Regions from separate parts of the Homo sapiens genome. Here region 2 is linked to region 1. The links are chromatin loops, found by intact Hi-C in ENCODE. Cell type or tissue: heart left ventricle. All regions are shown on one strand. Links, peaks and the distances in the headings refer to the core of each region. The heading gives the core; the rest is flanking DNA.

Evidence for each region. Peaks named below come from ENCODE experiments on the same cell type or tissue, not always from the same donor. Only the 100,000 strongest peaks of a DNase experiment are listed, where the experiment ranks them.
Region 2: it touches region 1 in a loop (6-fold over the local background); 4 of 110 quality-filtered maps call a loop at or near these places.

Annotation. Positions count from the first base shown.
Region 1 is chr11:125,421,004-125,436,191 of GRCh38, reverse strand. It overlaps PKNOX2 (PBX/knotted 1 homeobox 2), which reads right to left. Exons shown (of 13, transcript NM_001382323.2): 11 at 7,104-7,180; 12 at 6,051-6,229; 13 at 2,803-5,026. The coding sequence ends at 4,800. Among named protein-coding and RNA genes, the nearest start is that of FEZ1, 68 kb to the left of the region's middle. RefSeq lists a silencer at 2,425-2,719 and enhancers at 6,699-6,988, 6,580-7,483, 9,188-9,689. In heart left ventricle, for the core only: CTCF peaks have their summits at 6,684 and 6,885 (motif pointing right); DNase peaks (open chromatin) are centred at 6,901 and 10,437; H3K27ac peaks cover 713 bases.
Region 2 is chr11:125,370,163-125,385,350 of GRCh38, reverse strand. All of the region lies in intron 5 of PKNOX2 (PBX/knotted 1 homeobox 2), which reads right to left. Among named protein-coding and RNA genes, the nearest start is that of PKNOX2-AS1, 110 kb to the right of the region's middle. RefSeq lists an enhancer at 12,560-13,439. In heart left ventricle, for the core only: a CTCF peak has its summit at 9,050; DNase peaks (open chromatin) are centred at 9,090 and 11,407; H3K27ac peaks cover 770 bases.

The DNA.
Region 1 (15,188 bases), core at 2,651-10,650:
TTTTAATGTGTAACCTTCTAACTTTTAAAAGTTGGCACACAATTTTTAGACAATATATGGCTCAAAACAGGTCTGAAAATTGAGCTTAACCTGAACCTCACAGTGGAGCTGAAAGCTTCCTGCTTTGCAACTCTGAATGAAGAAGTTTGAGTTCTCTGTGGTAAGGATGAGATCATAGTTATAGCCATTACAAGGATGCTACGAGCACTCTTTCAGTCTCAATCTTTTTCTTTTTTCTCATGCATATTCATTTTAAAATAGTAGAGATGCGGGCAGGTGGGGGCGGGTCTCACTATGTTTCCCAGACTGGTCTTAAAATCCTGGGCTCAGTGATCCTTCCACCTTGGACAACCAAAGGGTTGGGATTACAGGTGTGAGCCACCGTACCTGGCCCAGTCTCAGTTGTTTCTAGTAGAATGTAAACTCCCTGAAGTAAAGAACGCTGTCCTTGTTAGCCACAGGTGTATTCTTGTAAAACAGTGCCTGGGACAGAGTCGGGGCTTGATAAATGCATGCTGAGATAATGAATGACTCATCAGGAATGAATTGGAGCAGGCTGCAGTGTGGTGGTCATTGCCCTCCTGGGGCCCCATGCAAGGCAGGAGAGGGGATCCTCGGTCAAGGAAGTTGAGCTCTGGCCACCAACTCCCATGAGCAGGATCTCTGAGCTTGAAAAGTCTTTCCTGATGGGTCGGGGGGTGGGGGGCAGAAGTCAGTCTGAGAGTTGCCAGAGCCCTGATATCAGAGTTCGGTTTTGGGTAAAGGAAACCTTCCCCTACCCCTCGCCCTGTCATCCATCTCTTGAATTTCCACAGGGATTATGGCGTGTCTTTTCCTTGGGTTGGGCAGCATTTGGGTCATGCACAGAGAGAGGTTGTTGGCTCCTAAAAATACAACTACCTACATCTCAAGTGATTTCAGAAACCCCTTTTCAGCCGGGAGTGGTAGCTCACGCCTGTAACCTCAGCACTTCGGGTTGCCGAGGCAGGCAGATCTCTTGAGCTCAGGAGTTGGAGACCAGCCTGGGCAACATGACAAAACCCCATCTCTGCAAACACAAAACAAAACAAAAAAATTAGCTGGGCCTTGTGGTGCATGCCTGTAGTCTCAGCTACTCAGGAGGCCAAGGCAGGATAATCACTTGAACCTGGGAGGCGGAGGTTGCAGTAAGCCGAAATTGTGCCATGGTACTCCGGCCTGAGTGATGGGAGTGAAACCCTGTCTCAAAAATAAATAAATAAATAAATAATAATAATTTTAAAAGGCCGGGCGCAGTGGCTCACACCTGTAATCCCAGCACTTTCGGAGGCCAAGGCAGGTGGGTCACCTGAGGTCCGGAGTTCAAGACCAGCTTGACCAACATGGAGAAACCCCATCTCTACTAAAAATACAAAATTAGCAGGGTGTGTTGATTCATGCCTGTAATCCCAGCTACTTGGAAGGCTGAGGCAGGAGAATCGCTTGAACCCGGGAGGCAGAGGTTGCGGTGAGCCGAGATCGTGCCATTGCACTCCAGCCCTCCAGCCTGGGCAACAAGAGCAAAACTCCATCTCAAAAAAAAAAAGAAAAGAAAAAAGAAACCCACTTTCAGTTGGCAGCGTGGTTGAAAAGATGGCTGGCAGAACTTGATAGAAAAACTTGGCGGGGAGAGTGTAGGACAGGCTACTCTGCAATTTCTTTAGAATAGTGTTCCCTAAAGTGTGTTTTGTGGAATATTGGTATAACTTGAATAGATATTACTTGAAAAAAAGGGAGGTGGAGCAAATCTCGGAACAATTGAAACAAAGTTCAACAGGTTTCTTTCCTGTAGGACTTTTTAGAGCCTTTAGTATAATAATGTGCATGATGAAACTCTACTAACAAAACAGAATATGCAGTTAATCTTAGGCTAATTTGGGCATGGATTTTTTTTTTTTTTTTTGGTAGCATATCTTTCAACAGTGTGTTCCTTAGAAACCACTGTCTTAAAGGACTGTTGTCTTCCCAGCTCTGGAGGTGAGGTTCCAATCATCGTGCAGTTCTTAAGATTTTCTTCCTCTACCTAGAGAGGCGGGGTTTCTGTAGGGTTTGCAGAACTCTCTCCAGGTGTGAGGAGGGGGAGAGATGTTGGGCTCCCTGAGGGCAGTGATGCAGGGAACTCCACCAGAGCTGGTCAGAGCCCACTTCGCCTGTGTAACCAACCACTGGCTTCCCTATCTTCCACCTGGCCATGGGGTGATCTGCCAGTACGTGCAAACTCTCCAGCATTCCTGAACATGAACAAGGCACTCCCTTCCTGCTTCTAAACAGATGCCCCAGACCTCTCAGCAAGTGTGGCTAAAGAAGGTACCCTCTCGTCTGGAGCTGACAAGAAGGCCTGCCTCTCACTTCTGTGTGGAGATCAGCTGCCTGAGTTTCTTCTTGCCTGGGGGATTATGGTGCTGATCCCTGGGATTCAAGGCCGGGAATGGAGACAGGAAAGCAAAAGCCTTTGAGGGAGGTGGAGTATGGTGGACAAGAGGGACCAGATTCATAGCTTCCGCTGCGGTCGGGGAAGCTGTCAGGAGAGGGCAGTGCAGAGCTTCCTTGCCTTCTCTCCCTAGCTCTGCCTTACAACCGGCCGCACACAAGGTGAGTGTGCTGAAATTGGCTCTTCCTCCCCAGACAGGGCAGCTGAGCTCACGCAGGACGCACATCTACCTTGTCCCCTTCCCTGGGTAGTCAGGTGTATACTGAGGCCTCCAAATTTTGTCTGGCCTCTGGTCCCATGAAAAGAGCAAAGGATTGCCACAGCAACCACAGAAAGAGAATTGTGCACCAGGGTTACGGTAGGTAATAAGATTTACTGAAAACGTCTCGGCCACATTCAGTACTGGTTTGGTGGATACATCAGAAGGAGGTTGCATAACATTAGGCAGGTGGAGGGGCTGAGAGGAAGAGATGTGGGCACCTGTGTGCCAGTGTGTCCGTGCTGGGGGACGCCTGTCCAGGTGGTGAGTGGAACGGTGTGTGTGTGTGTCTGTGTGCGCGTGTTAACAAGAAAAACGAACCAGAAAAGGAAATGCATTTTATCCCACTGCACATTGCAAAAGTCTCACGCCAAAAAAGCTAGACTTTCCTCTATGTATGGCATCAAAAGGGAGTAAAAAATGATTGGATCACCCAGATTATAAATAAGGTTATTTGTTTCTCAAAAATCCTTATTAAAACATTAAATATCAGCTCTTTTGGGGGAGAAATACATTCATTTCAGGGAGACCTCGGAAGAGTGACCATCCTTTTGCTCTACCCCAACCAGGTGGGGGAGGGGAAGCCCCAGAGGGCCCAAGGGGTCCCCTCCAGTTGAGCCAGGTAGCCACTCACATCCTGCCACTGAAGGAGGTGGCCAATGCACAATTTACAAATGAAACTGCACGTCCATTAAATTAAACCCAATGGAAAACACACGTGTGACCTGTCCTGTCATTCACAGCCATGGGGTGAGAGGGAACCGGAGGAGAGGGTGCCAACCAAGGGGGTCTGGAAGGTGGGTGGGAGGGTATGTGTTAGGGTGGACAGTGGAGAGCCTCCTCCTCCTTCCAGGAGCCCCAGTTCCTCCAGGGCTGTGGATAGCAGGGTTAGAACAGCTGGGTGGGGTGTGTGGGATGGGCATCCCCGCAGGCTCTTGGGTGCCATTCTCTGGGCCCTCCCCCACATTTAGGATATTGATGGGAAGAGGGATGTAGCACCTTCTCCAACCCCTGGCTTCCCACTGGACTAGATGCTTTCCAATGTTTCTTCTGCCTTCCCTGAAGGACAGAATGAAGAAAGGAAGCTGGAGGCTGATGGAGCCAGGCTGGGAGCAAAGGGATGGCCGTGGCGACCTGCGGGCTGGAAAGATTCCCAGATAACCTGGTTTCACCTTCTCTGAAGGTCTATGGAGGGCGTGGAGCACTGAAGGTGGGAACATCTAGGGTAAAAAACCATTGTCCTGTTGTTAAAGGAGCTAAGTTCTGTGATCACCTAGGGACAGCTGTGGCCTCAAAGTCACCTCCATATGGTTCCTAGCCCAGGGTCTGCCATCTCCTTGGCTCTTGGAGTCAACCCAGAAGGGACTCCTCTTAACCTCCCACAGGTTGAGCCCACCAGCTTACAGTTGGTTTCCAGGAGAGAGTGAAGGGCACTGTGGCTCCCATCCCTTTCTCCCATGTCCATGGTTGCTGTGCGCAGAGACAGGGCCTTGGAGGGATGAGCTGGAGCCTGGTGGATTCCATCCCATTCTGATCTGCAAGATGTGATGCCTCAGGCCCTCCCACTCCTCTGGCCACTGGTTATGCTTTGGGGCTCCCTCCTGCCCTTGAATGTCTGTCAAAGGAGCTGAGAAACTTCTGGGGATGAAACTCAGTCCCCCTTTGTCTCTCCCCTTCCTTCTAAGTCTGCCCCCGGGCAAAGGCCTACTCTGCGAACAGCACCAATCTGCCTCAGTGCAGGGCTTGTAAACAACTCAAGTCCTTCCGTGGGTGGGGGCCATGGGTGCCATCTATCCTCAGGGATTTGGTGAGTCCAGATCTCACTCCTGTCTTTCCACACAGGCTGCTCGACTGGCCCCGCCAAACAGAGTCCTCGGCAGTTCCAGGGAAGTGGGGCTGGGGTCCTCATTGAAGCTCGGTGGTTGGGAAGGAACAGGTGTCTCCTTTGCCTTTCTTCAAGCTACTGATTTGGGGAAGCTAGGGCCCAACTCCCTCGGTGCTTCCTGCCCATGTCCCCTTCCCCCCCACCCTGAAGGCCTCCCGGCGACACTCCTCTCCTGCTCAGTGATCAGTGCCATCTGGGCTGCCCGACTACTCCAGGGAGTCACTGTGTTCCAAGCCCAGGTCGCTGACATTTGTCGTCTGCAGCTCGTCGACCTCCTCCTCCAGCTCCTCCTCCTCCTCCTCTTCCATCTCATCCTCATCCTCTTCTTCTGTCCCATCCAATGAGTCATCGTGTGCAGCCATCATAGCCTGCTGCATGGCCATGGTGGCACTGTCTGAGGACAGGGACTGCAGGTTGTCCAAGTTGATGGAACCTGCGAGAGAAAGCAAGGGTCAGGACGAGGCAGGGGCTGCTGGTCAGGGCCAGCACCTCTGTGTTGGACAGGGTTTAATGGACTGGCTCATAGAGCAGTGAACTCCTTGTTTTTAGAGCTGTCCAAGCCTGAGCTGGACAATGCCCTGGTATGAAGTCTCCCATCCATTCACTAGTCAGCTACTCCCTGCCCCATCTCAGGAAGCAGCACTCCCAGCCACCGTTCACTGCACATTTTCTTTATGTGTTGGCCACTTTTGACTTTCTAACAATTCTGTAAGGCAGGTATTATTATCCCCATTCTGTCTCAGACAGTTAAGTCATTAGCTCAAGATGACATTGTCAGCGATGACAGAGTTGGAATTTTCTCCCAGGCTGGTCCAGCCCCCTAAATCTGTTTTTTTTTTTCCCATCATAACCCATAAGATGGCTCATCACAAAGGAACCTGTGCACAACCATACACATACACGTGTGCATGAGGTTATGTGTGCACACACGCACACCTACGCTCCACTCCCCATACAGAGCTATCTTCATATGCCAAGCTATAAAATGCTTGGCTCATTGAATTATTCATTGTGCACTAGGCGACTGGCAATTAGAAAAGTGTATATGGAGGGTGTGATGGAGAGGCTGGGAAAACAGAGCTCTTCCTGGCCCCTGTTCACGAGCCAGCTGCCTGCCTTGATATTTATAGATGGCCTTGGCTCCTGAAGAGCTGTGCAGATACTTACTGGTGCTAAGGAACTCAGATGGGTGCGGACATGGGGGGCTCTGCTGAGCAGTCACTGACTTGCGTGACCACCAACTCCCGCTTTTCTTTATGAGAGTGCATCTGGTCTGTTAAATTATGTACAAAAACATCCCCTTCTTTAGGGCTTTGGGGAGGGATAATCACTGTGGCATGGCAGCGATGGGAGCCCAGGTAAGGAGATAGCCCTTGAATCTTTGCACGGCTTGACCTGAAGAAGCTCCAGGAGCACCCCCAGCCCTTGTCTAGGGTGCACTCAGCCCCAGTTCTTACCATCGGGGTTTGTCCCTGGGGCACCGCCCTGCTGCTGCAGCACCCCCGCAGCGATGGAGTTGGGCCAGAATCTTTGGGTGGGCCGGTGCTGAGACTTGATCTTCTTGGCTTTGGGGGCAGGATCTGGGTTGCTGGCATCAAGCATGGGCTGCAGGATGCGCCTCCGGGCATTGATGAACCTGCCCAGAGGTAAAGTGGAGACCTGGTTAGTCATCACCTGCATGGCCTTGGGGTGGGGGCAGGGAGGGTGAAGCTGCCTTCAGACTCCATTTCACAGAGCAGACCGGGGTTCCCATCCCGGATGTAAAAGCCCAGCAAGGAGGAGGGCCCTGGGTGCTGAGAAGTTCATGAAATTTCCTGGGGCTTGGTAACTGCAAAGTCATATGGGAAGAATGCATGGGGGGTCAGAAATCCCTGCTCAAGACCTTCCAGGTTGAACGGAGGAGGAGAGCATGGTAGTCATAGGCACTAACCTCTGACTTCTCTCCAGAGAGCCAAGGGCTCGGATCAGGGCCCTCAGCTCTGGGGTCTACTTCCATCCAGCCAGACCTTGCTCTCTGAGCTCCCCTGACAGCCCAGCCAGGCACAGAGACTGGGAAAGCTGAGATCCCTGTGGGGTCAGAATGGCTACTCCTCCTCCCTCTCCCCACTCCCAGCTTTGCAGCTAGTTTTAGTCTCAGTTCACATGGGGGTGGGGAAGACCAGATGACCACTGGCCTCCGGTGCACAGCTGCGGGCAATCCTGTCTGTCTCTGAAGTGCAGGTGGGCTGGGTGCTCAGGTGGGCGTGGGTTTTCTCTTCCTCAAGAAGCTTCCAGGGATGTGCCTGACACAATGTCCCAGCAGAGGGCGCTGAGAAGCTGCAGATGAAGCCACAGGTGCCAGTGTTGATTCTTGCTTTCTGCTTCTAGCCTAAATGGGGGGACTGGCATGGTAGCTGGGCTGAGATTGAGGCAGATCCTGGCATTCGAGTCTCTTTTCCCTGCTACGCATTCCCCTGCCCAGAAGGTGGCCCCTGGATCTGGGAGCCTGCATGCAGGTGATGCAAACTCACCAGTTGTTTACTTGCAGGAGGGTGAGGTTGGTCTGGGCTGCGATCTGCCTCTTCTCATCCTCCGTGGGGTAGGGGTGCTGAAACGAGAGGTGGAGACTAGTGAGGGCTGGGCATATGCTGATCTGGCCCCCCCAAGGGACTGTGCCCACGCCATGGGCACTATCCTGAGCCAGGCAGCCCGAGTGGTTTGGGAACCAAAATTGGGGAAGTGTCATGTTTGCTCCCCACAGAGAATGGACCTAGGGCTTGGAGGAAGGTTGCCCCATGCCCGAGACTCCACATCCCGGGCTGGCCAGTCCTCAGCCAAGCCCCCACAATGGGGAGCCAGGGAGGTTTCCCAAGACCAAGATGGTTCAGTACTGACAGCTTCCAAGGCACATCCTTCTCACTTGATCCTCACTGCCGCCCCCAGCAGGCAGGGCAGGCATTGTCAGTGTTAGGGTTTCCAATGGCCTCAAACGCCCATAGAAGGTGGTAGGCGGGGTGAATGGATCAATTTAAGTTAACTGCTATTTACTGAATATCTACTATGTGCCCAGATTTATGCTAGGCATGGCTAGGAGACAGAAGAGTACTACTTGTATAGTGCTTTATAACCTGTAAAATGCTTTCATGCATTTTATTCATTAAAAAATCATCATTTTATTTAATAAAGCACATCATTGAAACTCTGAAAGGCAGGCAGGTTAGGTATTGTTATTCCCACTTTGCAGATGAAGAGATGGAATGACTCCTCCAGTGTCCCCCAGATGGTAGCACCAGCTCAGGTCTTCCGATTTGGGTCCAGTCTTTCTTCCATTGCTTCATGATGCCACTTTATAGGACTGAGTGGAGGTGAGAAAGAGAGCAGGGCAGGTGTCTCTCTCAGTCCCCCACATGCTGCAGCCCGTGCACTGACTACGCATCTGTCTCCCTCTCTCAGACTGTGCTTCATGACGGCACTGGGATACTGAATGTATCCCCAGTGCCTTCCACATACAAATGACATACAAATGCCTGCTGAGTGAAGGAAAGCAAAAGCACAGCACTCAATGCTGTGGTTTGGGTGATGAGCCCTGTAGAGGCTAAGAAGGAGAGAAATGCAGTGGTGGGGAAGACTGAACAGGTCACATTAAAGAATGAGAAGGCTCTGGGTGGCAGTGGGAAGAGAGTCGTGACCCCATTGGGAGGGAGGCCACAGGATGGCTGAGTCTATGCATCCCTAGGACTTGTTCAGGCCACAGCCCTGTGCCTGGCACCCAGCATGCAATTAAGGTGTGGCGAACGTCTGAATAAGTCAGAGTTTTGTCCTGGAAGCTAGGGGAGGTTTGGGGGCTCTTATGGCAGAAGATCAAGCCATCCAGCATCCTCAGGCTAAAATCATTCCTTTTGATTGGAGTGGTATTAGAAAGTGGTGCTTGAGCTGTCTAAGGTCCCCGAGATGGGAGGTCTCAAAATCTGGCTCTATTATGACTAGCTATGAAATCTCAGGCACGTCACCTAACTACACATCAGCAAGTCATCTGACAAATAAATGAAATTATACTTGTAAAATGCTCAATAAAAGGTACGAATACTCTTATTATCAGGGGGTGTTACAAGGTGCTTAGAACTTTCTGAGGGAAAAGGCTGCGGTCAGCAGCCTTGGTGGTACTCGCATTATCGGTGGAAAAGGAGGAGCAGCCTCTCCCCTACCTCAGCATCCCCCAGATGAAGCCATCAGGACCATGTGTTGCTTTAATTCAAACCTCTGACCCTGACCACCATGCCAAGGCAGCTGGGACTTGTGATTCATACGGTATTAAGATTCTAACAAGAAAGTAGGCACATCAGCATTACAGGAGCCAATTTTCATTCTAATTGGGAAGGAGCGGAGGCAGGATGGGAGGAGAGGGTGCAGATGGCCCCAGGGGGCAGAGAGGCAAGGACTCTGGGAGCTCTGACACCTTCTGGGGTCAAGCCCTAGTGCCTGGCTCCAACCTCCCTATTTGTGGGAAAGAGCCAAGCAGCCTCCCTGTCCATAGCCAGCTGGTCTGTAGACAAAAAGCAGCAAAAATATGGTGATTTTTTGGCCTTCCCAGGTGCAAGGGCCTTTCATGCCTCCATGCCTTCGCACGTGCTGGCCCTCCTCTGGAGCGCGCTTCCTCCTGCCTGTCCTCGCGTGCCTTTCTGAGCTTCTGTGAGGGCCTGCCACAGATCACAGCCTCTGCAAGGCCCTTCCCGACTCCCTGAGGCAAAGCTGGTCACCGTGGCCTCTGAATGATTGCTTTTCGCCCACTAGATGGCAAGACATGTGTCCCCCACTAGGCCATGAGCTTCTCTCAGGCAGGGACCCCATCTCATTAGACATTGTTTATTTCCAGTGTGCAGACCAGGCACAGTGTGCAGACAGGCAAAGAGGCCAACGTTGAAGGATTGTGTAGTGAACTGAGGAATGAACTAGCACAATAAGGAGACGCAGACTTGTTTCTTGAGCAGAGCTAGTGGCCGTGCTGACCAGGCACAGTGTGCAGACAGGCAAAGAGGCCAACGTTGAAGGATTGTGTAGTGAACTGAGGAATGAACTAGCACAATAAGGAGACGCAGACTTGTTTCTTGAGCAGAGCTAGTGGCCGTGCTGGCTGTGCTGGTTCACCAGCCCACAACTGTTGGGCATCTGCCGCATCCTGGGTGCTGGCAAGTGAAAGATATCTGAAGTTAAGAACTCACAGACTAGATGGGAAGAAAAAAAGGAGGAAAAAGCCTCTCTATTAATGGGAAGTCTGTGCTAAGTACCCCTCTGGTGACAAAAGAAGGAAGTCCTTAGGGAAGGGGATTTCAGTTGGACTTTGAAGAATGGCAAAGCCAATCTAGTAGAGGAGAGGATGATGTTCCAGGCAGGAGCCTTGCACTGGGACTTATATTTAAGCCAGTAGGATGAAAAGTTCTTCCACTATTAACGGCCTCCAGAGAAGGAAATCCTCCAGCCTTCCTTGGAAGAATAATGTTTGCTGTCTCTAAGGAGCCTTCTGTTGTCGGGCCCCCATTCTGAGTGAATGTCACAAATACACAGATTAACATGCTCCAGTCCAGTGGGGAGCTATGAGAAGCAATGCCACCCAAAACTGGCTGGTTGCTCTCTTATGAATGAGGATAGAAAGCCCCTAACCACCGCCTGGTGCAAGTCCTCACCACCTATCCCTCCTGGACGTCCAGTATCTCAGGACGCACGCTGTGGGGCTGTGGGGTAAGTAGCAGCGTTTAGCAGCTCTGGGGACAGGTGTGTCAGCCAGAACATTCCTGGCACCACATCTGAGTGGTCATGGGAGCAGTCCAGCTCGTACACGCCTCAGACCACATGATTCCTGAGGACAGAGTCAAAATAGTCCTGGCCTCTGGACAGACCATGATTGGGTCAGCGCTACTTTTAGCACAACTGGCCAGGCTTGGGGCCAAGGAGGGGAAGAAGAATCAAATGAGATCACGCAAACCATCAAGGCACAGTGGCTGCTCTCTGATCATTATTGGATCACGGCAAACCATCAAGGCACAGTGGCTGCTCTCTGATCGTTATTGGATCACGGCAAACCATCAAGGCACAGTGGCTGCTCTCTGATCGTTATTGGAGGGAACTCCCTGGATTTGGAAGAGAAGGGCCCAGACAGTAGCTCTCTGGAAGTAGATAATCCTTCCTTGAAAAAGAAGTAGATACAGTTCATGAAAAGCAAGGAAAAGAAAAAGAAAAAGAAAAAGAGGTACAGAACAGACTAGAAGATGACAGAGCCTTCTCAGGGACAGCTGGAGCCTCACACGACTGGGCAGTGCTGCCAGGGAGTAAAGGACCTTCAGAGATGGGATCAAGTCCTGACCCACCCCTTAACATTGTGTGACCTTGACACACGCAAGTGACCTTTGTTTGTTTTATGTCTTCCATCCTTAGATGGAAGTAGCAAAACAGTGACTAACTCTTGGACATGGGGATGATTTAATGAGATAGTGCAGGGTAAGCCTGTGTGCTCCATTGACTCACTCTGTGCGATGCACTGAAGCCTCCCGGCATCATCTAGTTGAATACTCAAGGACTCTAGAGAAGGGAATTATGGTATTTACACCAAGTAGGTGTCTCAGGGCACTGTAGTTGCCACCAGGAAGTTCCGCTGAAATCTGACCTCAACTCTTTCCCATCTCTCTCTGATACCTCCCTTTATAGCCCCATAACGCAACTCTCCTCTGGACTAAACTGATACTAAAAGCATCTTTCAATTGAAAGAGTGAGTTCTGCCCAGGGGCTGGTTCAGAAGGAAGCTAAGCCAGTTCTGGTTCACAGGTCCTGGATATTTCTTTCATGCACAGCCCATTGGCAATTGTCCTTCCACCTCCTAGCCATGTAGATCTCACCATGAGGTGAGCCAGTTCACCAAGGGACACAGCAGATGGGAAGCCGCAGCCTGTCAGTGTCAATAGACACTGAGGTGCTGGTGGAGCGGGGCATGGAGGCTGATTCAGATCAGCGAGCTTCCATTAGGTTTCCTGCCATCAGCAGCGCTGCACCAGAGTCCACTACACGCTTTTCCCCTCCTCTCCCTCTTGACAGCTGTGGGGCCATGGGCTGCTGCCAGCCACCACTCTGGGGTGGTTCCACTCTAGGAGGGCCAGAGACCCAGAGGAAGGCAGCCAGGATGGTGGGGGCCCCAAAACGACCACATTCCATCACATCTAAGAGGCCACTGATGGTGGGATGTACCCAATTTCAGAGATGTTAAAATGGAAGAAAAAAAAAGTCTTTTAGAATAAAGAGAAGCACAATAAGTCACCCGAGAAACTTCTCTTTCTGTAGTCATTGCCCTTGTTCATGCTTTCCATTCTTTTATTTTTGCTCTCATTTTTATCCCTGCTCCCCTTAAAACTGAACACTCAGAAAAGTACGAAGAAAAGCAAACACCCATGTAACCACCCCCAGGTCAAAAAAATAGGATACTACCAGCACCCCACAAACCCCCTTCTGTCCCCCCAAACACCTCTCCAAAGATCTCCTGACTTTTGCAGTAACCACTTTCTTGCTTTTCTTTATAGTTTTGCTATCTGTGTTACATCCTAAACATGATGACCTAGTTGACATCAGGTTTTTGAACCTGATGTAAATGGAATCATTCATCCATGCTGGCTCTGTTTAACTGTAATTGTTCCTTTTAATCGCTGTGTAGTTTTCCACTGTGAAGACACACTGCTGTCCCATTCTTCACCTTCCTGCAATCTCAAAACTATTCTCTTTCCCTCTGGTTTCTGTGTCAATCTATGCTTCACAATGCCAGCAAGATGGGTCCTTCTTAACCTCCTCCCCATCCCCATCCCTGATAAGTGAAGCCCTCTCAGATGCCCCTTCTATGAGCTCTGAGCACTTGCCCTATCTAGGATTCTTCCTACTACAGGGGCTTTGGGTCTGTGTAGCTACCTGTCACCCCAAGGGGCAGGCTGCAAGTGTTTTGAGAAAAGGGACCATGTCTTTCTTTTCAACCCTACCTCACTAGCACCAAGGAAAAATGTGTGGCATGTAGTAAGTGTTCAGTATGCATCTGTTGAATGAACGAACACGGGGCCTTCGGAGTAACTGGTACTTCTCACCATTTCCTGTGGGCATCTGCAGGTTAAAGGTGAGTGGGGAAAGCATCAGTGATCGGACCTCCCAGGAGCTCCACCTAGAGGCAGGTTGCTCTACTCACTAATAATGCTGCTTTTTCAATTATTGTTGAACGTATATTCAGGGAGGATGTGGAAGAGAAAAAGGGGGTACTTAAGAGTCCATTAAGGCACACCGGTCACCTCTCTAAAGAAGACGTGGAGGCAGTACTGTTAGAAGTACGTGAGAACACGGACTCTAGAGTCAGACTGCCCAGGTTTGAATCCTTGTCTTGTCTCTAACCGGCGTGAGACCTTGGGCAAATTACTTAGTTTCTTCTTCTGTAAAATGGGAGAGATAATTCCACCTGCTTCAAGGTTGCTATAAGAATTAAATGAGTATATATGTATATATGTGTATATACATACGTATATATGTATGTGTATACATATGTGTGTGTGTGTGTGTGTAGCTAAACTGATCAGTATCAGTAAATGAGTTAATATACGAAAGCTATTTAGAACGGTGCTTAGTGTACTCTGTGTTTGTTAAATAAATAACAAATAAGTCTGTAGCTTGACGCATGTGGCTGTGTCTCTGAAGAAGCCACAGGTTGTTTCCTGGCAGATGGCAGGAGCCTCCCAGCAGCCCCTTCTGTGAGCATACAAATACGCTCATTTTTTCAAATGGGTTTTATTTCCTGCATGTACTATGATGGGGACATTTTATCCTAACCTGAGTCTTAAGCTTCTTGGGGAATGCTGTGAGGTTGTAAATCTCCTGCAGCCATTTTTCAGGTGGACTTTCTTAGAGCTGCAGCCCTCTGGGGTGTCCTGGGGCTCAGTGCAACCCAGGGGTCTCTTGCACACCTTCCCTTTTCAGCGCCTCCATGCAACCCTGCAGCTGACTTGCCTGTTGTCGACAAGGCTCAGTCTTGGATGGAGAAGCATCAATCCAATTCTTCCTTCCCTGGGGACACATTGCCAGCAGGGCACACACCCTGGGACAGCGCTACACCAGGGGATGCCTCCGACAGTCAAACATCACTCCTGGGGAGTTGGAGGGCAGCTTCTCTCTAGATCCCTACAGCGAAGGATGGGTGGAGAAAACACTCTCACCCCACAGGCAGGAGTCTGAGGTCTAAGATTTCTCTGGGACAAAGAGAGAAATGTAACCAAGAACCCAGCTGGCCTGACCTCCTTCCTCCTGGTAGCCGTACACTAAAGGCCTTCAGGCACAGATGCCTGAACAGCGTCTAGAATGAAGACAGTCGTGGCTGGGGTAAGGGGCCACAGTGTTCCCAGGTTTCAAGAGTGAGAATAAGGGGTGAAGAGGGTTTGAGGACCACAACAACTTGGAGCGAGGGGTCACTCCCTGTGGCCAATACGAATCATAGGGGCATTGATGATTATCTAAGAGATAATTGTCATCCAAAATGACCCCTCCTTTTTCTCTTCCTACCCAATCCTAAATCCTAGCCATCCTTCATAAGGCCCAGCCCAAATGCCAGCTTCTCCAACCAAACCCTGTTAACCAACATCTCAAGATTACACAGAGCTCTCAGGGTCTCTGTGTCCAGCTTCTCCCACAGGGCAGGAGCCCTCTACACCAGCGCTTTCCAGCCAGCATACCCCAAGAAGGTGTAAGTGTGCAGACAGCGGTGTCCTTGGCCCCGGATGTGGTTTGCAGAGTCTGGAGCAGCAAGGGCTCCCCGGCTGGTCTCCGGGCGTAAGCAGCCTGGTGGCTTGACTATCATTTTCTATGTGTGCTGACATAAAAAATGTGACATGCCGGCCTGCAAGGCCACCATCGTTCAGTGCATAGCCCTTTGCTCTGACGGGTAGGAAGGTGTTTCTGCTGAACACGTGGCCACCCTTCAGGCACTGTGTTTTCTAACATATTGTCAATCCTATTCATCATAGGTAGCATTTCTATCTCCATTTTATAAAGAGGAAAGCAATATCAGAGAAGTTCATTAACCTGTTCCAGATCACACAGTAAGTAAAATTAGAGCTTGGACCAACTCAAGCCTATCTGCCTCCAAAGCCCTTGCTCCTTGCGCTACACCATGCTGCCATAAAGGAACAGGCTGCCCGAGTCTTCTTTTCTGCAGGCAAGATATCCCCAGACCCCTCAGCCGCTCCTCACATGACATGCTTCCTGTTAGGGTCACTGGAAGAAACATCTCCCCATCCTGCCTGCCCCCTCTGAAGATGATTGTCAAAGAACCTTTTGCAACCTGATTCTAGTGCCTGGACACACTCTTCTGGCTCTTGAGCCACTCGAGTGTCCGTGCTTGTATAATAGCACTTGATTACGTCGTGGGTTGACCTCTCCTGGCTTATGTCTATCATTTATTTCCCCAATTACATGATCAACCCCCTTAGTGCTGAAATCACATCTCATACCTGAAATTTGGGTGTTCGTGAAGAGATATGTTATTTGGAACTTAGATCATGTTTTTTTTTCATAGACAGAAGTTATTCTAAAAACAGGCAGTTTTCCTGGCC
Region 2 (15,188 bases), core at 4,869-12,868, 53 kb after region 1:
CTGGGCTTAAGAGGCTTCTGTCCCTACCCACTGGTCGCCTACCTTTTCTCTTTGGTCAGATAAACTGCATGAATATTTGGGGAGGGATGATGGATTATAAACCTTCCAAGAAGTAGGTGTCCATTTCTGGCTCAGAGTCAACCTAGGAAGGAAATGTGGGGAGTGTCCAGAGAAGTCCTGGATGTGAACATTCGTGGTAGGTCATAGATCCATTCTTGGCTTTCTGGAGCCAGCTAAGGGTGGCAGATGTGCACAAACACTTGTGTGCTTGCAAGTGCATGCAGGAGACATACGTGAGCCTGAAGACTCATCCACACGTGGTGGGCAGATGTGTCCACCTGTCCTGAGTCTTGGTAGACTCAGTTTAGGTCAGATACCCCAGTGTGTTAGGTCATCACACAATGATGCAACGATTATTTACATCACTATGTGATGCAAATCATTTGCTCACTGTTTCCCTCTGAGACTCTACCTGACTTAGTGATCCTGATATCCCTAAGACCTTGGCATGCATGCTCATAGCAGACACTTAATAAATATTCGGTGAATGAAGGAATCAATGAGTGAAGAGGGTATGTGTGGTGGTCGGGGCGGGGGGTTCTATGACATCTAGATGTGAGCCAAAGTGTTTACCTAAATGGCTCTATGGATCTTTTTGTTTTTTTTGAGACGGAGTCTCGCTCTGTCACCCAGGCTGGAGTGCAGTGGCTTGAACTCGGCTCACTGCAAGCTCTCCCTCCCTGGGTTCACGCCATTCTCCTGTCTCAGCCTCCTGAGTATCTGGGACTACAGGCCTCCGCCACCACGCCTGGCTTATTTTTGTATTTTTAGTAGAGATGGGGTTTCACCATGTTAGCCAGGATGGTCTCGATCTCCTGACCTCGTGATCCGCCCGTCTCAGCCTCCCAAAGTGCTGAGATTACAGGCGTGAGCCACCACCCGGCCTGGCTCTATGGATTTTATCTTGGAGATCAGCAACTCTTGAAAGCTTTTCTGACTCCTGACCCCCATTCCCCCACCGCCAAACCTACACTCATAGTCCCTGAGTTGTTTGTTTTATTGTCTGCCTTCCTCACTAGACTGTGAGCTACATGAGGGAAGGAATCTAGCTCACCTTATTTATCACTATATGTCCAAAGTCTAGTCAGATGTATGCGGATCTCAAAAAGTATTTGGGAAATATATATGTTTTATGTGTGTAGGTGTATTTGCATGTATAAGTCCACAGCACCTTTATTTCTACAGTATGTGTGCATGCGAGTGCATGGGTTGTTGACACTGGACTCCAGAGAGTCCCATTCCCTTCCACTGCAGTTCCAAAAATGCATCTCACAGCCCTCTCTGGTCTGTCTCCCCAGGCTCCTGGAACTATGCAATGTAGGTTTTTGTTTTGTTTTGTTTTGTTTTTTTTGTTTTTTGATGTAGTCCCATTTGCTGGGCAAGGAGGAGGAATGTGTGTTGGACTTGGACCTGGCCCCCATGCTTCTGCTCAAGGGGATGGTCTAGCCAGTGCTGTGCAACAGAACTTTCTGCAATGGTGGGAATGTTCTGCAATCTCCACTGCCCCATATGGCAGCCACTAACCCCATGAGGCCAATGGATACTTGAAATATGGCTGCTGTAACTAGGACTCTGAACTTTTAATTTTACTTCATTTTAGTTACTTTAAATTTAAGAGGTTACATGTGGCTAGTGACTACCATACTGAAACAGTAAGTCTTTGTTTGTTTGTTTTTTTGACAGTCTTGCTGTGTCATCCAGGCTGGAGTGCAGTGGCATGATCTTGGCTCACTGCAACCTCTGCCTCCAGGGTTCAAGTGATCCTCTTGCCTCAGCCTCCCAAGTAGCTGGGATTATAGGTTCCCGCCATCATGCCTGACTAATTTTTTTTTTTTTTTTTTTTTTAGCAGAGAGGGGATTTCACCACTTTAGCCAGGCTGGTCTAAACTGTGACCTCAAGTGATCTGCCTGCCTTGGCCTCCCAAAGTGCTGGGATTACAGGTGTGAGCCACCACGTCCTACCGAGAACACAACAAGTAAGGCAAACAGGCAATGGTCTCCCCTCCAGCACACCGTGACGGAGCACACAGAGAAGGACTGAATATCTAGCTTACATGGTATTTGTAAGTGGGTGGGGGAACCCCTAGGAGCCTGTCCATCTTGGAATTCTAACAATTTTGGACAAAAAGACAAAGTGCGTACCCCCATCCACACTCACACTCGCATTTTATGAGTCTTTCTACTCAGACTCAGGGGTGGTGGGGGAGGAAAAGAGAAATTCCTGCTCCAGAGGAGCTGCTGGGCTTGGCAGAGCCTGTCCCTGCACACTCTCTCCCCGACCCTGGTTTTGGAAGCCGATGCCTAAACTGCTGGGCCCCAGGGCTGCAGACTCGGTGTGCAGTCTGCAGAAAAAAAGGGTCAATATTTAAGGGTGGCCTATTTGCTGCCCCAAACTGCCAGGAGATCCATTGAGAAAGATCTACCGGGAAGCTGGTAGGGAAAACAATGCGTTAGCTTAGCCATTCGGCTGAAGACAAAGAGAAAACCAGGTGAAGGGGTTAAACTCCAGTATAAGTCTTCATTTGCAGCCACTAATACTGCAGCATATTATAGTCTAATCTAACCTGATCCCAGTTTAATGCAAGATTCTCCTGGCCCTGAGTGGAATACCAAAGAAAGCCTCAGTGGCTGTAATTTAAGCAGAGCCCTGCAGTGGTTTAGCTGAGGGACATGAAAGGCAAATTCCAGACGGTGTTATGAATTATTGCGCCTTATGAACCTCCCTACTCTCAACAGATGCCTGCTGCCATTTAAACAGCCACTAGATCAATTAGGAATGAAAGGCACAAATCGACTCTGTACAAGGGCACTAAATTACCAGGAACTAATAATCCGCAGCATCGTGCCAGGTGGTGGGGGTGCGGCCCCCGCTGCAACCCCGTGGCAGCTGCGGTCACCGCACATTCCTTTCTCACTGGTTAGTTGGAGGGAGGGGACAAAGTGTGTGTGTGCTTGTGTGTGTGTGCGCGTGCATATGCATGTGTGTGCACCAAGGTTATATGCAGGCTGTCAATGAGAACAAGTGTTGTGTGGGGTCCTGTGTGTTTTCATTGTGTGCACACGCAGTGTTGTGCTAATGCTGTATATAAGCACAGATGGGTAGTGTATGTAACTGGGGTGCTGATTTTGTGTGCTGTGAGCACAGTGTGCATGTTCTCTGTGCTGTTTGTATGCAATATGTGTGTATGTGTACAGGGATGGTGTGTTCTGTGTACACAGTGTGAGTGGCATGTGGGGTAAGGACGGGACATCTGCCACGACTGTGTCCCCCAGCTACTAGCACTAGGCTTTGGGTAGGGAGAGGAGGGTGATCTCCTCTGCTTCTGTCCTTGCTTCTGCAGGGAGGAGCAGCTTTTCTTAGAGTGGTCAGGGAGAGCCTCTCTGCGGAGGTGACATTTAAGTTAAGCCTCGGATGATGAGACGTAGTCACGCAAGGAGCTAAGGGACTGGCGTTCCAGCAGGAGAAAAAGCAAAGCATTTGAGACAGGAATGAGCTTGCATGTTTCTGGAACAAGATGTAGCTGAGTGTGGCTGAAGCCAGGTAGGCAGGTGGGGAGTGGAGGGAGAGGAAGTTGAAAAGGCAGCAGGAGTCAGATCATGAGGTGCCTCGTGACAGAGCTGGGCTTGCAGGGATGGGGTGGGAGGCATTGTCACATACAGCAGGGAACATGCACCTCCTCTGCAGAACCACAGCCAGGGTCTGTCTTCTAAACCTCCTTCACTTCCAGGTGTCAGATCTCCCCAGAATGGCTATGTGTATGTATGTGGGGGCATATCTGGGGGTGTCTTCTGTGGCTCCTGCTGTCTCAGAAGAAAGGAACATGCTGCCCATCCTTCCCTCCAAGTTAACTAAGAGTCTATGGAGCATAGGGCAGACTTTACAGGTACTGGCCTGGCACCCTCTCTCCAGCTGCTCTGCAACCTGAGGACTGAGCAGTCAGGGTTGGAGGGCAGGGTACTGTCAGCCCCCAGATCCTCTCTTCTCCTACCCCAGCCTCCCCATGCTCCAGCGTCTGGCTCCTCCCATCCCATCCCAGAGCCCTGTTGCTCTCTCAGAGCTCAGACAGCATCTGAGATCACCCACAGCTTTTCCTGTGATCCATGGTCATGGTCAGCGGGGCGCCTGTGGCTCCCATGCTCCATCCACCTGGCCCACTTGATAAACCCAGACACTACCTTCTACCTCATGCATGGGGATACCTGAGACACTGCACTGCCCACTGAGAGACACGCTCCATTTCTCAGCGACTCCGTGGGTTTTGTGGCTGCAGCGTGGTCCTGGGCTTCTCGCAAGCTGTTCCCAACACAGTTATGGGAGAGTCACCTCCCCTTCCCCAGGTGCCCAGCCTGTACCTGCCTAAAGGCTGACTTATATTGTCTAAGCTACCCTCCAACATCACCCCCTAAAGCATGAGAGGAGGCTGGCAGCCACTTTGGAAAAGTTCTTCCCAGCAGTCTCGGCTGCAGGCTTGGGGGTCTACCCTGAGGGCAGAGCCCATGAGAGCTGCCATCAAAGCCACCTGTAATACAAATGGCCCTGTGTGAGCCAGGGATGGGTGGGGAGAAGGATTCCCAGTTAGAGGAGAGACTTTGGCCTTCCCTGAGCCTCAGTTTGTCCCACTACAAAATGGTTTTTCAGGAGTGCTTCTTCCTGCTGTCCAGATATCTTCCACTGTGGGTCCACATCCTCCATGGGCTAGAAGCAGAGATGTGGACACTTGGTGTCCAGTGCCGAGTGTCGATGATGATGAGTGGGATGTGAGGAATGGTCATTAGACTTTATATCCAAAGAGCTGAGGACATGTGACCTCCATAAGAGCTCACCTCCTCCCTCCCAAACCCCTTCTTCGCTCTTCTCTCCCCATGTCGCCTCCCTCCCGACCGCCCCCTCCACCCCAATCTCTCTTAAGCCGTTCAAAATTTGGAGGAAATAAATCTCTCTGCACTAATTCAGTGAGCGTTTGAGCCTCGTCAGTGCAGAACAAATAAAAGGAGTGAACTGGCATGACATTTTACTGCAGAAGAGAGGTCGTTTCCAGCCACTAATAAAAAGGATTTGACACAGACTAATAAAGAGAAATGAATTTCTCTAATGGCCTAATTTAGCACATTCAGCTCTGCGCCTCCGCCTGGGTGCCGGGAGGGCGGGCGCCTTCCCCAGGAGCGCGGACACAGGCAGGCAGGAGGGAGACGCAGCTCAGCTCAGGGAGAGGGGAAGAAGAGATGATCGCGAATAACATTTTATTATTTCTTTTCTCCTTTCTGAGTCCCCCATCCCACCCTCCACCCCCTACCCTCATCACCTCTCCCCAGGAGCATCTGAACTAAAATCAAACTTAAGATATGCAGTTCTTGTTAACGATCCAAAGAAATAAAGAACCCCTCTCCACAGAATTGCAGTCTTGTGCTAGCTTAAGAAGGTGATTAAACCAGATGTGTTGATTTCTACAGGGGTTTAAGCCATCGTTGGGTTTAATTACTTCTGACATTTCTGCCTTCGTGTTTTTTACATCACCCAAATTTGCTGGTCTGGAATGCCCAGTTTGGGGCCAAGGTGTGTGCAGCTGTCCCCGGGAGAGGCGATTAGAGACAGGGCAGTATGTTGGCTGCAGCCCTGTGCAGAGGTTAGCACCACCCTCTCTCTTAGTAACAGAGAGGCTGAGACCCCTCAATCAACACCAAAGCCTTGGAGAGCATCATGGGGCAGGCAAGATTCAGCAAAGCCCACATATTCCTCCCCACCTCAAGACAGATATTCTTAACATAAATCGGGCTGACAGATTGCCCTAACATTTTTAAAGGCCTTCAGGAATGGACCCCGCAACTTCCTTGGTAACTCTTATGCTCATATATAACTTAAACTTCCCCTATGTGGCTGTGGCTAATTTCTTTTTATTAAAAGACTCAAAAAAAGATGGCTGGGTCCTTGGCTGGGCATGGTGGCTCACGCCTGTAATCCCCAGCGCTTTGGGAGGCTGAGGCGGGTGGATTACCTTAGGTCAGGATTTTGAGACCAGCCTGGTCAACATGGTGAAACCCTGTCTCTACTAAAAATACAAAAAATTAGCCAGACATGGTGGCACGTGCCTTTAATCCCAGCTACTCGGGAGGCTGAGGCAGGAGAATTGCTTGAACCCAGGAGGTGGAGGTCGCAGTGAGCCGACATCTCGCCACTGAACTCCAGCCTGGGCGACAGATTGAGACTCTGTCTCAAAAAATAAAAAAAAAAAAAAAAGAGAAAGAAAAAAAAGGTAGTTGGATCCTTTTTCATTTCTCTTTCTTTCTTTTTGGACCACCTGGGTTTAAAAAAAAAAAACAAACATTTCTTCCTTCTTAGGGGAGGAGTAGAAACAGAAGCAGAGACAGAAAAGAAGTTAGAAAGAATGCAAAAATACAGAGCTTCAGAGAGGCGAAGATGCAAAACACAAGGGAGCCAGAGAGTGGATATGCAGACAGAAACAGCACCAGCCATGAGCGGGGGCGAGGGTGGTCACCGGCAAGGGGAGATGTGAATGCTGAGTTCTCTTTCTGGGTGATAAACTTTGTGATTCACAGTCATGCCACTCTGTCCCTTCTAAGCCTCTCAGCCATCCCTTCCCTTGTGACCTTGGCCAGGACTGCAGACCTCAATTATGGGTCCAGCCAAGTGTGTGGCTGCCTGCCTGGGCCATCCACCTCCTTTCCTGTGACTGACCTTGGAGCCCCCCGGCTCCTTCCGCACCTTCCTTACAGCCATTCTCACCCTCTTGGGGGTGGGAAGAGGGAAGCCCAGGGTCAGTGCCCACCCCATCCCTGAACCCCTGCTGCTTCTTCCAATGGGGACAGGGGAGACAGAGCCTCTGTCTCTTCCTGTTGGGCCAAGGATGGATGATCCAGAGGTGGAAGGCATGGGAGAACAAGATTTTTTGGTGGACATCTTCAGGCATGGGCCAGCAGGACCAGAGGCCTGGTCAGGGTCCCACTGCTCAGAGGACACAAGGCTGTTGGCCGGTGGGGTGGGGTGAGGTGGGGCACGCAGGGATCGGTGGCGCTCTGGCTACCAACCTATGCCCTACCGGCACACAGTGAGTGGTTGTCAAGTAGCTAAAAGTTCGCCTTTCCAGAAACTCTGCCTGAGGACTGGCGTTCTGAGCCTTTATTTCTTAGTGCCCAGGCCAGACACCACTGGGATCTCAGAACCAGAGAATAGCCTAGAAACTACTTTCCCAAACAGACCCCTAACCCCTTCCTGGGGCATCTGTTTACCGCAGATGGTCCACAACAAGTGCCCTTTCAGAGGAGGGCAGTAAATTTTCTCCTGGATGATGGTGAAATGAAGCCAGCGCTCGCAGATGGGCGCTCCAGGCTCTTCATCATGTGGCCTCAGACCCTTTTCAGTATCTCTCCTAGATCAAGCTTGTCCAGCCCGCGGCCCATGGGTGGCATGGAGCCTAGAACGGCTTTAAATGTGACCCAACGCAAATTCGTAAACTTTCTTAAAACATTATGAGATTTTTTCTTTTGCGTTTTTGTTGTTGTTTTGTTGTTTTGTTTGTTTGTTTTTGCTCATCAGCTATTGTTAGTATTAGTGTATTTTATGTGTGGCTCAAGCCAATTCTTCTTCCAATGTGGCTCAAGGAAGCCAAAAGATTGGACAACCCTGTAAAAGGACTCAGCAGAGAAAGGTGGTGGCTGGAAGGAGAGGGCAGGCGGACCCTGGTCCCTGGAATGGTCACTACTGTCCTTCAGCAGCCCGTGGAAAGCAAACTTCTGTGCCTTCCTGTGCCCATCTTTGCCCTTTGCTCTCGTGTGCCCATGACTTTCTTCCTGCTGCTCCTTCCACCTGAATTCCCTGCTCCTGTGTCTCTTCATGTCCCCTCCAACGACCTCAGCATCCAGGCCAACATGCCTTCTGTGCAGGCTCCCCTCATGGGTCTCTCCAGCAAGAGAAACCATCGCCTCCTCCGAGCCCTCACAGCAAATGCTAGGGGTTTCTTCCTTGACCTCACTCACAATTTAGGGTGGGAAGCTGGGTGGTCTGAAATAAGCTACACTTTGGGTAAGTTACTGAATTTTTGGAGCCTCAGTGTCCTCTTTCATTAAGGACAACACCTCCCATGCAGGTTCCTGTAAGAATTAAATGAAGAAACATGGAGAGTGTCTGGCACTTAGTAAACTATCAATTAATGCCTGCTCCATTTCCCTGGAACGGTGCGTGGGCACTTTTTAAATTCAGGGCAACACTGACACCATCTACTCCAATAAATTTATATTCCCATCTCCACTGACTCATTTGGCTGGGAAAACAAACCCACATGCCAATTCAAATAGAGGCCCAGAAAGAGGAGGGAGAGGCATCTTACAATTTATCAGAACTTCGAACCTCGTTTTCTTTTAACCGAAAAAGGACTGCCAATAGAAATTTATTTTTATTTATTTTATGACACTTCTTAAACTCTACTAAGCACAGTCGTTTGTGCACAGGACTGTCTTCCTCATGGCATGGTGGGCTCCTCCAGTCGGTGACCACATTTTCTCTCTCTCTGAACTCCCAAGGGTTAGGCACAGTATATGGCACACAGCAGAGGATCAATACATTTTTGACGAATCAGTGAATGGGAATCAGTGAATGAATGAGTGGAGTAAGCAATGACTATTGGAATGAAGGTTTTGAGACACAATCCTCAAGTTCTTTCAGGCTCAGAATCCATCCATACTAGGGGGACTTGGAACAGATTTTGCCATCTGGCAGCTTCTAGTCACAGTTGCTACGAAAGGACCTGCCTTCTTTGGGGCTCTGCTGGGGGCTGCCTGCAGAGAGGGTGGTGAGGTCTTAGAGGGAGGGGAGGGAGTAGGGAGGAAGGTGCTTGTCCAGCCCTCTGCTTCTCCTCCCCTTGAAAGCACCAGATGGAGAGAACAGAGGGGGGTGGGAGCGAGCCAGCGGCCCCTGGTTGGATGTATTTTTACTTCAGGTGTGACGTTGAAACCATGCGGGTGTATTTTTAGTCCTGCCCAGTGGGCGGTGTGTTCGCCTGGGTTGCCTTGGAGAGGACTTCTTCGAGTTGCTAAATTGGAGCTGCATCTGTCAGAGCTCCTGGGCTCCAGCCCAGCTCTCCTCCCCCAGGTGGGTGGACAGGTCCATTCCCGGCAAGTGTGGGGCCCAGGGCAGGTCGCAGTCTACTCAGCCCTCCTCCCTTCAGACACATGCACGCACACACTCCTCCCGGCACATTAAACGCATCTATGTGAAATCTCAACACAGTGAAAGTTAAAACTGCTCTGCGAGGGCAAAAATACAAAGAGCCTGATACATGAGACCTGGTGGGGATGTCGCGTCCAGCCCCTTCAGAACAAGGCGAGGTGACTCTGGCAGTGAAAAGAGAAGTGCGACAGACCCCATGACACGAGTTTACCTATATAACAAACCTGCTCCTGCACCCCGAACTGAAAATAAAAGTTATAAACAAAAGAGAAAAGACAAGTGTCCTTCCTGAAATTAGGCAGCTAGTGAAAGGCGATCAGTGATTCCAGCCAAGTCACCAGAAATTCAGCCAGTCCCCCTAGAGAAAGAACTTCAAGGGGAAGAGATGCTGTGAGGAGGTGAGCCCTAACCACGTTGTCTTGGTCACAGTCAAGGACTAAACACACACCCACACACACTCAGTGGCACTTTGTAAAGTGCTCTTATATGTGCTTATTGCATTTTGATACCCCAACGGGCTTCTCATTCTCATTTCACTCATTAGCAAACAGATGTGCTGTGTGGTTAAATGACCGCATCAGGCTATGCAGTAACTGAGTTGAGATTTAAAATCCAGGTATTCAAACTCCAAATCGTGTGCTCTCCCCTCTCTCCCATGTACTACTTGTGAGCAGTTACTGAACTCACTTCATCTGCCTTCCCCCTTTTCTCTACTGTTCTTGAGTCATACACATCCTGGGGTCCAAGCACTGAGCTGCCAGGATTACCCTGGGAGCCACGAGACTGTTGCTGTATGAGAGAATCTCTGCTTTATCCGGTGAGTTTCCAAAAGAACCTCCTCTTGTAATAATACTTGTGTGTGTTTGGAGAGGCCTTAACATTTTTACAGATCTCTCCTCTCCTCGTTTGATGCCTACCCTGTGGGGTAGGAAAGCTTATCTAAAGAAGTTAAAGATTTGCCCGATGATAGAGTCAGAATGCAGACTAAATTTTCAGTTCAGGTTCTTCCCACTCAACCATGAAATGGATCAGTGCCTGGGAAAAGCAGAAAGTGGCACTATGGTTAAAAGACAGGGAAGCTGGCTTAGCTCAGGCCCGGTGAGAAGCCACTGGCCATATGAACCTTCATGGCCCCAGCTTTCTGTTCTCCTCCCACCCCACCCCACCCCACCCCATGTCATTTGCACTAGCAGGAGGCCCAATTGCTGGTTGTCTTCCTTCTTGTAAGGGGGACAGACCCGGTGCAGTCCTTCTTCATGAATGTAGATACCATTCACCAAGAGCCTTCTGTGTGCCAAGCACTGCCAGCTGTTAGCATTGGTTATCTCATTGAATCCTAACATAACCTTGTGAGGATAAAAGTCATCAGATTTCAGGACTCCTGGATCTTTGGTCTTGGCGGGGACCCTGGATGATGGAGCTCTACCTAGGTCAGGGAGGTGAGCCGTGGAAGCAGCACGACCAACCACTCCTGAGCACACCTGCTCCCTGAGCAAGACAGCTGCAGCCTCTGGGCCTGTCAGCATCAGTTGCAAGGCTGGGCTTGGTGCGGGAGGCCTTATGATGCCATAGAAAGGGCAGGGAATAGGCTTTGCCTGGTACAGAGGAAATCTGAGCATGGTTTCACTTTTCAGATTATAGCTCCAGCAGGATCACCCCCCTGACTATAGTCAGCAGCTGAGATGTTACCTCAGGTGCCAGTGAACCCAGCTGCTTCAAAAAGCAGGGACTATCCACCAGAAGAACCCCCATCCCACAAAGCCCAGCCAAGGACACAGCCTGGAACATCTGCCCACAGCACCTAGTAGTCCAGAGGCCCTGGCACGAAGCATCCGGTCCTAACTTCTCTGCTTGGAATGGCTGCATGTCTCCCACACCATTCTCAGGCCACCTCACCCAGCACATTCCAGGAATGACCAAGCCTAATGCCAGGGAAGGCAGAGGGTTAAGCCCCAGGGTCAACTTCACTGGAGCCAGAACACTCTTTGGTCACAGGGTGGAAGAGTTCTCTCAAAGACACTTCATTAGGAAGTTCCAGTTCCCAGGGTCCTGACCAGGCGGCTGCTACAGAGGACAGTCACACAGGACCCAGCCTATCTGTCTAGCCTCAAACCTGGAGAGATTCCTCCCACCCCATCCACCAGCCCAGCCCCAGGATTGGTAGCGTGGCTGTCATTCTCTCGGGGCTCACCTCCCTTGGGAAAAGCAGTGCAACTCTCCCACGCTACACTGCAGGCCTGAAGCTCTGCGGTCAAATCCACAAACACTTTTTTGAGCCCATGCTGTGTGCCAAGTTTATGTCACAGCTACTTTCTACGCCTATCTTTCCCTCTGTCCCTGCACAGGACCCCTTTCCGAATTTACCACAATGCCTTACGCATGCTGGAGCTCAGTTCATAATTAATTGAATTGTAGAGTGAAGACCACTTGACTGGAAACCTTTGGCAGCCCTGCCTCTTGCTGCGCCGCCTCTCAGCATTTACCTCCTGGCTCACAAGCTCCTGCCTGACACCAATACATCCAACAGCGGCTGACACCCACAGAATGTGGACCACCTGCCAGGTTCTTTACCAAGCACATTACCTGTGTTATCTCACTTAAACCTCATGACAATCTAGATGAGGAGATGGTACTATTTTTAGCCCCATTTTACAGATGAGGAAACTGAGTCACAGAAAGTTTTAGTGTCCAGTGATGGAGCTAGAGTGTGAACCAGGCTGTGCTCGTGACCCCGATCCTGTCCCCCCGAATGTACCAGACTTCACATCCTGAATGGGCCAAAGCAGCATATGCTGGCTCCTCTGTTTAAAATACCCCAGTCTACTGAACACTGATCTGTATGCCATTTATTATCTTATTGTATTCTAGCTATTATCATTTTTCTTTTTGATAGTTGAGAAAACAGAGTCCCAGAGAGATGAGCTAGCCGATGGTGACAAAGCCAGTTCTCACCAAGTCTATTTCTAGAGCATGATTCTATTTCCCACTGCCCAACACAGGGCCATGGCTGCATTTGCACCTCTGGCTATAGGGCTGTCAGGATCATGCCGGGAACTTCCGTGACCTTTAGGATAGTCTCAAGGGAGTGATCTGAACACTGCCTACTGTCCTGCTCTGTTCCTCCCCACACAACTGTGGATTCTGCCATCCAGTCTGCATGAGACAGAAACAAGTGCATTATAAACAGGGCTCACATTGCTTTTATTGAACTAGAGCTGGACTTGAGCATGAGCTCTCTGGTGGTCCCATGTGGGTAGAAGTTCTGAGCTTGTGATGTGTGGGAGATGAGACTGACAGAATGAACTAGACACATGGTGTGGAAAGTGCAAGATTCTCAGAGCTAAGAAACTAAAGAGGAGGCAGAAGAATGGTTTGAAGCAGGGTTTCTGGAGCTGCGAGGAAGGAGATCATTCGCTGATAGACCAGGAAAGGCTTGAAAGCCACTTGGAAAAGATGGAGAAGTTTGGAGTGAAGATGGGGCTCTGCTGAAGCAGATGGAAAGAGACAGACTGCCTTGGCATTTAGGTGGAAAATCATCACTGAAGACACTTATAAAACACCTATCCACACCAGGTGCTGTTCCAAGAGTTCATTGATTAAGAGAGAACATTTCAAATTTAGAACCCAGGAGTGGACCAGATAGGACAGTGAGGACCAAGAATGTAGGATTGCAGCTAAAAGTATCAGTAACACCATTCTAAAGAACTGGCCTGTAAGATGGGCTTACGCATGTAAATCTAGAGACTGTGCGCCTGGAACCTGGCTCCCTAGGTGGGGTTTGGGCTTTGAGGCAGCGAGAGCCTCACGTCTTCCCTACTGCTCGGTGCCCTCAGGTGGGCGGTTTGGGATGGGCCATGGTATGAGTATTTACATCACGGGGATCAGCAAATGCTACGAATCGGAGCTGCTCCCCTTCCCCGCCTCGAGAGACGTTTGCCGGCACATCAACCTAGAACTATGGTATATTTATGGGGTGCTCCCTAACCATTTAATGAAGCCGTCCAACAAGCTTTGATGCAGTAGCTACTTCGTCTAAGCTGCTGACTCTAAGGTATCATGTAAGGTGCTGGGGATAAAGCAATGAGCAAGACAGACGCAGACCCTGTCCTCTGGAGTTAACAGTATAGCAGGGGAAACAGAAATAAGGTTGACACAAATGCTAACACAGTTAATTCAATTGTGAGTAATGCCACAAAGGAGACAGGCAGAGTCCGGAAGCCACCTCACCCTCTATCCCTGACCTGCAGCTCCACTCTCTGGGTTCTTAATGGAAAGGCAAAGCACCACTGCCCTCACTGTCTTCTCACTGCTCATGCCTCCAGCCCAGCTTTTCCTTATCAGTAATGGGCAACAACTTTAGCACCTCCGCGTCCCTGGTTCTCGGAGAGAATCTTTCAGCCTTAGGGAAGTGAGCCAACACCTTAGCAGAGCAGTCTTCGCAAAGCCAACCTCCTCCCCCACCCGCACCTGGCCAGGCCTAGCTCCTGCCCCTCTTCCGCTCCTCAGGACACCATGGTTTCCATGGGAACCCACTCACTTCAAAGGGGAACGAAGGAGACTGGAGGGGAGGAGGGGGAGGGAAAGCTGGATTAACCTCACCCTCTTGGCCCTGCCTCTGCGCCGCTGGCAACCTAATCCCCTGATTTAGGCAGCCCCTAACATCGGACTCCTCACCAGCATGGGCGGGTGGGGCTTGTGGTTCAAGCTAAGCTTGAACTTCTTTGGGAGAAAACCCCAGGGTTGAGGTGGGGGCTGGGGGAGGAGAGAACTGAGCTGGGTCCAAACCTGTGGTCCCTCACTCCACCGGCCTCCCCTCTTTGGACCCCCTCTCAGTGCTGCTCCTGGGCCACAAACACAATTACCCGCGATGTGCATCCAATCATGGGATCTGCTCGGATTAGACTGCAATCATTAATCTGAGCCGGAGCCCCTGGTTGCTTTGCTGATTAGTCCAGATGACGCTCTGGTATGATCCAATTAAAGACAGACGCTGCCCTCCGTCCCCCACCCCACAGTTTCCACATCAGAAGGGAACCAGTACATTTCATTAACACATCCTCATACACAAATAAAACCTCCCGGGCACTGGCAGGCTCCCTCCCCTTTGTCACACTGCCCCTCTGCCACCGAGCAGTGTCCTAGGCAGGGAGGGGCCACACCCACCCTTCCTTCATCTGTGGTTCTAGCAGGGGCCATGATGGGGGCTCCCAAAAGCCAGTGTGGGGCACTCATCTGAATGGAAAGGGTCTGGTTACACTTATTGACATAAAATGCCGACTCCCTGATGTGCTTTGGAGCAGCCAGGCTGCCCCAGGCAGGCAAATCTAATTAAAATTACCCGACCCTACAGGAGGCTGAGCTCCCTCCCTGGTCATCCCGGGGCAATGGCTGCAGAGAGGGCGGCTGGTACTAATGGGTGAGATGTGGTTGTAGGAGACAACCCTGGGGCTGCCGGGCCAGGAGGCAGCAGCAGGACTAGAGAGATGGGAAGCCAGCATGGTGCTGCTGTCAGCTCGGTGTCCTGAGGTGCTGGGGCAGCCGCGTTTGCCTGGGATTCCCTCTTCCAGGTCAGACAGCTGCAGACATACTTTGGGCAAACACCAAGGGTTGCGGGTGGTTAGCCCGGTGGGAGAAGATAAAGCCCAGGAGGGAAGGGGAGTAGGAAGAAGTGTTAATTGCAGAAAGGTCTAGGCCATTCTTCAAGTGACATCCATGTGGTGGCTCCCATGGGGGCAGTGACCCACCTCTCCTGCAGGTTGGCCTGGGTAGGGTACGAGCCTGGGATTGTGAGAAGGGCTTTGGAACCCATGGTTCCCATTGGTGGGACAGAGTAAACCCTCTGTTTGGTGCTGGACGCAGGGCCAGGTGCCTCCACGGGCCGTCTCATTGATTCTTATCAAGTCTGCTGCTTAGGTTCCATCGGGACATGAAAGCTCAGAGAGGCTAG